2 separate regions of the Homo sapiens genome follow, and region 1 is linked to region 2. A link is an interaction called in ENCODE POLR2A ChIA-PET data of the cell type or tissue named here. Cell type or tissue: B cell. All regions are shown on one strand. Links, peaks and the distances in the headings refer to the core of each region. The heading gives the core; the rest is flanking DNA. Region 1 has its middle 250 kb from the start of QKI. Region 2 has its middle 360 kb from the start of QKI.

Region 1 (4,389 bases), core at 121-4,120, 110 kb after region 2:
CCTTCCTTCCCTGCCTTCAGCCATTGCTTGCTTCGAGCTTGCTTTTGATGTCCCTCACTTTTGTCCAAAATAAACTCTCTGCCGCAGCCAGCCCTGGCGGCTTCTCTCCGGCACATGAACTTGGCTCCCATGCCCACATGCCAGTGGAGTTTCCATAAGAAGCTATGGCATCCTTTCGTGATTCATTCTCAGGATTCATCCAGACCAGCTCCTCACCCAGAAAGGTGACCATCAGGAGTGGGCGACCCAACAGCACTGAGTCCCCAACTCCAAGCAAGCGGCCCCTCCACCTCCCCTGCCTCCAGGCCTTGTTCTCGCAGTTCTCCCTCCCAGAGCCCCCTCCCTTGTCTTCCTCACCTAACAAAACCCTAACCATCTCCCAAGGCCCAGTTTAGATCCTTCTTCCTCCATGGAGCCTCCTCTGCTCGGCCCAACCAGAGGAGAGGGCTCATTCCCATGAACTTATAGAAGCCATATAGGTCAAGGAAGGAGGCTCTTCAGTTTAGCCTTTATCGGAACAGCTTCTGTGAGCTAGGCACTCTGCTTAGGGCTTTCTGGGAAGGACTAATCGAATCCTCGTTGTAGGTACTATTATTAGCTACCATTCTCAGTTGGGGAAACTGAGGCACTAAGACGACAATGGACATACCCAAGGTCACCACTGATAAGCAGCCATTCGGGTGCTGAAACCCCAGTGCACTGGCCCTAGCGCTGGGCTCTGCACCACCTCCCGGGCCACCCTCCTGTTCCTTTTCCATTGGACACTCAGCCCCACGTGGCCTTGAGTCAGCTTTGGAGTTTGTCATTCTATATGCCCATGTCACCCCTGCAACCAGAGGGCAGGGACCATGGCTCAGTGTCTAGGAATGAAGCCGGCGGGGGTCCAGAAGGGCCTGAGGACTCTGGGTCCTGCCGTGAAGCACGGGGAGGAATCTGGGCAAGCCCTTTCTCTGTTTTGCTTCAAATCCACAGACTAACCAATATTTCTGTTTAGAGGTCCCTTGAATATGTTACTCCCGAGCCCAGGAGTAAAGAGGGAAATGGCTCAGTGGCCTGGGCTCTGTCACTGAATCTACATCTCTGTGTCAGGGGACCGCACACACTGCGGCTGGACGCTGGGTTTCTGTCCTTGTCACACGCGTTCCCTCCCAGGGCCATAGGCTTTCCACGGGAGCAGAGGAGGGAGTTGCTAGGGCTGGGAGACACTGGTCTTAGAGGAAAACCAGTCTACACAAGAATAAAAGACAGCCAGGCTCGTTCTAAAGCCCACCGCTCAGGACTGAAGTTGGAAGTCAACAAATAAAACTGCCGTGTCCCCGGTCCCCAGAGGCTGCAGTGGAGGACGGCTGGGTTATTTTGTGCTAAGAACTGATCCCCTAGCAGAACTGAACAAGGCTGCACGGTGATGGAAGGGAATCCCAGTTAATGCTGGGGATTTCAAACACATCAGGAACAGGAGGCGGAAGGACAGCCGGGAAGTCCACAAAGACCAGATGCGCGTCCTTCCTCAGCGGGAGAGGTTACAGGAGTTTCCTTCTCCAACTGATTCTACAAATTCCATCAGGCAGCAGCCTCCACTTACCAAATTGATCCCATCAGAAATGTAGGAGGAAATACTGATTGTGAATCAAAAATCATCCCCCTGTCAGGCCTAACTTCTACTTTTACCTCTACTTGACATTTGCTTCATGATTTAATTTACCTTTTCCTATTCACCCTTCCTTCTCTTGTTTACCTGGCTCCCAATTGAATTGAGCAGCTGAATTTTCATTATGCAAGTCAGAGGTCTGAGGAAAGTGTCTGAGCTTTGAATTCCTGCCAGTAATCCCATATCTGTTCTAGTTCATTCACCATAAAATCATGAATCCTCCTGACCCGCACTGACCTGCTCCAGTTAAAACAGGCATTAACAATGGGGGAGCAATTCATAGATAGGGAAGGGGACTAATTTTTCTGCTAAGCTTCACTCACCCTCAAGGACAAAAACAGTTCTGCAACAGCTTCTCTCTGCCTGTGTCCATTTGGAAACAAAGCAGATCCCAGGCAAAACCATGAGGTTGGCCCTAATCACCTGCCTAAGATCCAGCTTCCTCTTAATCATCTTAGGTGCCCCCCTTGCTCTAGCCCAGAGAGAAAGCACAGGCTGGCCCAGGGGGAGCTGAACCCCCATAATCCACAGCAACTCCTCCAGAACTCCCTGCAGTGACTACTGCACACCATGCCACTCTGAGACACAGTCACAAGACAAGTGCCCTAGTGTCTTCCTACCCATAACCCCTCCTACACAGAAGTTCAGGAGCTGCCAGTGGGATGATGCAGCCTCCCCTTCAGGGGCCCACTGCCCTGCCTTCCAAGCCCTTCCCATCACTGGGGCAATGAACCTGGCCTCACCACACTGTGTCCTGCTGAGATGTGTTGTCTGCTCATTGCTCCTTTCAGAAAAGCCTGCGAGAGAGAGGAAATGAAACAGAGATGGAAGGAAATGCAACCCTGGTAAGTGAGCTTTCTCCTCTGCAGCCTGCAGTCTCTGCTGGCTAAGAGTCTGGGCATTGGCAGCTTTGCAGGGTTGAAAAATGCCAAATGGTTCTGTGACCCAAGATGAAGCAGTGATAGCAGGGTGGCTCTAAAGAGGGAGAGCCTCAGCAAAGAAAAGCCTGACCCCAATCCTGTCTCAGTTACCTCTCCTGAAGAGTTCTTGGGTAGATCAGGGAAGCCAGCCCAGCAGGCAAAAATCAGAATACAAGTGTTGCCTTCCACCCAAGCCCATTTTTTCAGACACCCTCAAGGGGCCACTATTATATTGAGAGAAAGAGAAGATGGGAAGAACACAGAAGCCTGGGGCAAAAAATACACGAGAGATCAAGCTCAAAAACTGTCCAGATAAGACTCCTGGCTGTTTCCTACACATGGAACTGGCTAGAGAAAATAGACTGAAAGATGTGTATGTTTTGGAGTAGATTGCATTGCCAAAGAAATACAAATTGATCTGTAAAAGCCTGTGACTCTCTAACCAGTTAGAAACTCTTGATTCTCCAAACCTGCAGGAAATGGACTACAAAAGCCATTAGTCCCAAAGAAGGGCATGGTCTCCAGGGCACATGCTCCATATGGCCATAGAGGATCATGGGCAAGGAAGCATCTCTTAGAGTGCAGAGTCTCATTGCAAAGAGCCCAGCCCACTGCACCTCCATAGAGCAGGTGTAGCCAGGAGGGCTCACCAACACGTATTCTCCAGTAGGATTTGAGCATCACAATGGACAGTAATTCCTGTGGGTTTCTCCATTCTCCTTTTCAGTGGGAGTTTTGCTGAGGTTATCTGCTCATGTATCCTGGTTCCACAGGGCATTGAGTGAAGGTGGGCCGGCAGGCAGGAACCTTATTAAGTGGGATGCAGTCCGTGAATTTGATTTTCAAGTTCTCTTTCTTAGGAAGGTGTGAATGTGTTTGAGAGTGGGGGAAGAAAGTACATGGATATTTGGGTTACCAAAAGTGAGAATTGTGACAGAGACACTCAGTGATCACTTGATATCTATTCTCCCCCTTCTTCTACAGTAATAGAACCCACGATTTTTAGATGGGAACATGAGATTCAAGAATAAAGACCACACATCCCAGCTCCCCCGTAGTTAGAAGCGGTGAGGTGACTAAGCTCTGACCAAGAGCATGTAAACAAAAATAATGTGTGCAGCATCTAAGTTGTGTCCTCCCATTAACCAAGAGCAAGAATATGGACATGGTAGTGGAACACCCTGAACTTCACCAAAGAGACCAGCACCTTAGGGACGGGAGAGCTACAGGGTAGAGGCACTTGGGTCCCTGATACCTCAAAGCCATGACATCAGCCCTGACCACTCATGCCTGGCCTGTTATGTAGAGAGAAGGAACTTGTGCGTGCCACTATGTCTCAACTTTAGCAGCCAAACCTATCCTATCTAATAGAACATTGAAATCTAAACACTGAGTAAATCTCCTAAAAGGTAGAGGAGGGAAGGAAGGAAGGAAGAGAGAAAGAGATAGGAAGATTAAAATAAATAAAGTAGAGGACAGGTTACAAGATCCAATGTCCAAATAATAATAGTTCCAGAAGACAGAGCAGAGAAAATGGAGAAGAAATCATCCAAAAAAAATTCAATAGAGGTTTTTCAAAAAATGAAGAACACATGTTTACAAATTGGAAAGAACCATTGAATGTCCAGCACTATGGTGAAAATAGATTCAGGAAGAAAATAAACAAAAAAATAGATATGGTACAAAGCATCAAAAGATCAAAATGCCATCCAACTTCTCACCAGCAATATTGTAAACTGGAGCAAATCCCTCACAGTGTTAATGGGAAATTATTTCCAACCTAGAATACAGTAACAGCCAAAGCATTAATCAAGTATGAGG
Region 2 (4,389 bases), core at 251-4,250:
CATGTTGAATTACAGAAACACAAAGTCCTTAGGCTGTGCTACAGGATCTACAGCCTTCTGCTTTCCAAACCGAAGGTTGGTCAGCTTTATCTGTGAAGGCCCAGACAGTAAACCTTGTGGGCTTTGGGGCCCTATGGTCTCTCATGCAGCCACCCCCCTGTACTGTTATGGGAGCGGCAGCCATAGATAATGTGCAAAGTGGGCCTGCCTGGTTTCAGATAAACTTTATTTACAAAAACAGGCAGTGGGCCTGACAGATTCCAGACCCCGGCTCTAAACCAATAGGATATTTCATCAGTGGGAGCCACAGCCTGAGTAGAGAGCTACAGTTATCTGCAAAACACTTTTCAGTAGGTACAAAGAACCTCTTTACCCACATATTCGGATGGAGTTTCAGTCTCAGGGATGAGCCCCTATTCAAGCTATCAGGGATCAAATTTTAAGAAAATATCAAAAGAGCGCAGTGGAGGGAAAGCGCCGCACAAACAACGGTGTCAACATCCTGCTGACCTTGGATTAGAGAAGAGCTCATGCGGAGGCTGCTGCTAACCTCCTGAAGGGGCAATTGATAAAGAGATGAAGATGTGGACACCAGCCCTCAACAGATAAAGATCCAAATAACTGAGGAACAAGGAAGAGGTAGCTAGAGGCCTGGGAACATTTACCTTACCTCTGTGGGGCTGCGTCTCCAGGTCACAGGACTTGGGAGAACTCTCCTCCCTCCTCCTCCTCCTCATCCTCATCATCAATATTCTTTAAAGTTACTCTTTGTTAAAACATTATGCTGTACACCTTACCAGCAGTACTTAATGAATCTTGACAACACCCGTGGGAGCTGGGGATGTCTAATGCTATTCTCGTCCTGCAGATGAGAAAGCTGAGACTCAGCCAGCTCAAAAACCTGACAGCAGTCACTTAATTAGAAAGTGGCAAAGCCCAGATTCAAATCCAGACCTCCACCAAAGTCCATTCTTCTCATTTAAAAAACTAAAACGTTGCTCCTTTACTTTGCAATTAGGCATATGAATGCTGTTCAAGGATGCTCATGAGCAAACCCTATCACCATCTGGGCCCATTATGAGCATTTTATTGGTACTACAAATAGCTGTAGATGCAAAAGGACACCAGCAACTTCACCCTTGCCAATTCCCTCAGCAGAGGTGGAAGGTTAACAAGCTCACCCATTGTGCCCGGAGCTGATGCATTTAGTTAACAGCTGGGAGGACCTGCTGGCCTTACACTTTAATGCATATGTATAGCATCACCCTCACTAGCCTTGTACATTTTTTGTGTGTGGGATTTTTTTTCTCTCCACAAGGAGACTCTGGAAGAAACCAGCGGGAAGGCACACAGGCTCCAGCCTGGAACTGTCTTCTTGGAAATAGCCCTGGTACAAACCAGAATCTGTTCCTAAGGAGATCACAAAGGCTGCATTCTTCATAGACACCCAGAAATAAAATTCAATTTAAACAAAAAATGCAGAGAAGACTATCCCATCCATTACCTGGAGTTTACAATGAGCTAGGTTTCCTCAATCAAGCAAAATCAACTTAGGTGCCACTGATCTTCCTAGCAGCCATCAGCAGTTACAAATAGATAATGGTGGGAAGCAAACAAAAACACACCTTTGTTTGTCAGAAGACGCTTTTAGGCTGGGCGCGGTGGCTCAAGCCTGTAATCCCAGCACTTTGGGAGGCCAAAGCAGGCAGATTTCTTGAGGCCAGGAGTTCGAGACCAGCCTGGCCAACACGGCGAAACCCTATCTCTACAAAACAAAAAAAAATACAAAAATTAGCCGGGCGTGGTGGCATGCACCTGTAGTCCCAGCTACTTGGGAGGCTGAGGCACGAGAATCACTTGAGCCTGGGAGGCAGAGGTTGCAGTGAGCTGGGATAACGCCACTGCACTTCAGCCTGGGTGACAGAGGGAAACTCTGTCTCAAAAAAAAAAAAAAAAAAAAAAAGGAAGAAGGGGCTTTTATTCCAATGTGATGCCTCTTGGAGTTAGCAGGAGCCTGGCTACATTTCCCAGACAAATGAAGTCTCCTCCCACTTACCTGAGCACACTGGGTGTGGCTGTTTCAAACCTTGTTCTCTCAGTTTTCTCAGAGTCCAGAGTGACCCCTTCAGGACACGAGTAAGTCTGGCAGTGAGTTAAGAGAGTAAAGCTAACTAGAGATGGGAGTGTTACTTCTGGCATAAACCGTCTCTTCTCTACCTGACAGCTCAACATGCCCAAGGCACCACACCAAAAAGAGAGAAGTGCCACAAATAAGATGCTGTGGACGAGACAAGTAGAATATGTAAAACCAATTCAGTGAAACTGCAATAATGAAGCAATACAGTTGATCATTTTCATGTTCTCTCAGAAAAATGAACAGAACACACCTCACCTGTGTTGGTTATTGAGTGTAACCAACCTCACTGTATGCAAATTGGTCAACATGACCCAAATATACAATTTGCAGAGATTTGGCTATAAAAATTATTTTCAGAAAAAATTTAGATTTATAACTTGGAATATAAAGATCTGAAGGTAAAGAATTATTGAAGGTTTGGATTTACAGGCGGTAGTTTTGTAGTTTCTTAGTTTTAGAAGACTTTGCACTGAATTTCTGTTGTTAAATATCATAAAAAGAGTGTCCTGGTGGACCTAAGCTGTCATAGAGTTTTTGCATGCATTATGAATTTCAGCTTGAAATAACAAGTTCTAGACTCAATTAGATCTGTTTTTCAGTTTACCCTTTTATCGCGAGTACCTAGCACAGAGCCTGCCTCTAAGAGAAGTTTCATACATATTTCTAAAATAAGTGCATGAAAGGAAGGAAGGAAAGAAAGAGAGAGAGGAGAAGGAAAGCCTCAAGCTTGTCAGGTTGAAATTGTCATATGCTCAAACAAACATGTGTTAGTGTCTAACCGTATAGTATGTGACACATAAGGAAAACAATTCTTCTGTCAAAGCGTCACAAGAAAAGACAGGCAGGCATGTGTAGAAAGAATTCTTATATTGAAACTTCGTAACTGACGGCAGAAGTGCTCTGAGATGTCTTTCTCAGAGTATGCACCAATACCAGTACGTTTGGGAATCTGCTGCTCTTCTCCCAGGCCCAGCCTCCACCCGGCCTTCTCCACCCAATCCTCACCAACGTCCAGCTCTCCATGTAGAAGCCTCATGGCATTACAATCTGGTTCAGCCTCATTAGAAAAAGAAAAGAACATTGCAAAACAGGGTATCCACTAAAAATTCTCAAGAAAACCTACTTGAGCTTTCCTGAGTGGAGGCACTGGAGCCTTATTTTTGATCTGCCTTTCTATTATAGAAAATGTCAAACACATAAATCCCAACATACTGTGGTCAGGTTTCCGCCATGATCCATTCACAGATGAGCTTGCTTTGTCTAGAACGCCGCTCACTTTCTGTAACTTAGCATGCTGCTGTCATGAAGATGGCGCCCATTCTTCCAGTACCCACAGCGCTGCAGGGAACTTCCTGGTGCCCTTTCACTTGGACACTGGGCTCAGCCATGGGATGCACCTTGGCCAACAGGATGTTAGTAAATGTGACATTCAAGCAGAGACTTGCTTGAAAATTGCTCCCATGACCAGGCTGGCTCCTATTCAGCCATGAAAGCATGTCTGGGCTGGCCTGCTAAAGAAGAGACATGGGGTTGCCCTCGTTGTCCCTCCAAGACCATCCTAGATCAGTTGACAGCCAGCTGACACCTGTGTAAGCAATTCAGGCAGAAAGGAGAATTGCTCAGCCACATATAGCCAAGATCAATAGAGCCACCTAGCCAGACGGCCCAGAGTTGTGAACAATCAAGTCTTCCTGTCGTATGCCACTGACGTTTTATGGTTTTTATTATAGACAACCAGTGCAAGTCTGAATTTCAAAGACACTTTATCTTTTCTGATATAGCTGCAATGCCATTATCACATACTTAATAATTCCTTATTAGTGTTATATTGAAATTTGTCTTACTCATTATTTATCAAATAGTAATACATACTCAGTGTTCAAATTTCTAATTGCCTCCCAGGTGCTACAGAGTTTTTAGTAGTTCATTTGAATCAGGATGCAATGTGACCCACACATTGTGTTTGGTCAATATGTCTGTCTCCTGAGTGTCTGTGATGATAGACTCCCCTTCATGCACACACTCTTGCCCTCTATTCAACGCCTTTCTTCTGGAGACCTTTCACATGCTGGATTTTGTCTTTTGTGCTCTAATGGTAACTGCGACTTAGATAATTCTGCCCTCAGATTTTCCTATGCATGGAAGTTGGATCTAGAGGCTTAATCAAATTCCGGTTTGATTTTCTCAGGGGATGAGGGGGAAAGACTACTTCATGACTGGTGGCATTTTTCCCATCAGGAGGCATACCGTAC

Evidence for each region. Peaks named below come from ENCODE experiments on the same cell type or tissue, not always from the same donor. Only the 100,000 strongest peaks of a DNase experiment are listed, where the experiment ranks them.
Region 1: POLR2A ChIA-PET joins it to region 2 with 5 read pairs; 3 of 35 experiments call an interaction of 5 or more read pairs at or near these places.

The regions. Positions count from the first base shown.
Region 1 is chr6:163,659,428-163,663,816 of GRCh38, reverse strand. No RefSeq gene overlaps it. Among named protein-coding and RNA genes, the nearest start is that of QKI, 250 kb to the right of the region's middle. RefSeq lists an enhancer at 2,233-2,372. In B cell, for the core only: no CTCF peak of the experiment used is centred there; a DNase peak (open chromatin) is centred at 2,456.
Region 2 is chr6:163,773,227-163,777,615 of GRCh38, reverse strand. No RefSeq gene overlaps it. Among named protein-coding and RNA genes, the nearest start is that of QKI, 360 kb to the right of the region's middle. In B cell, for the core only: no CTCF peak of the experiment used is centred there; no DNase peak of the experiment used is centred there.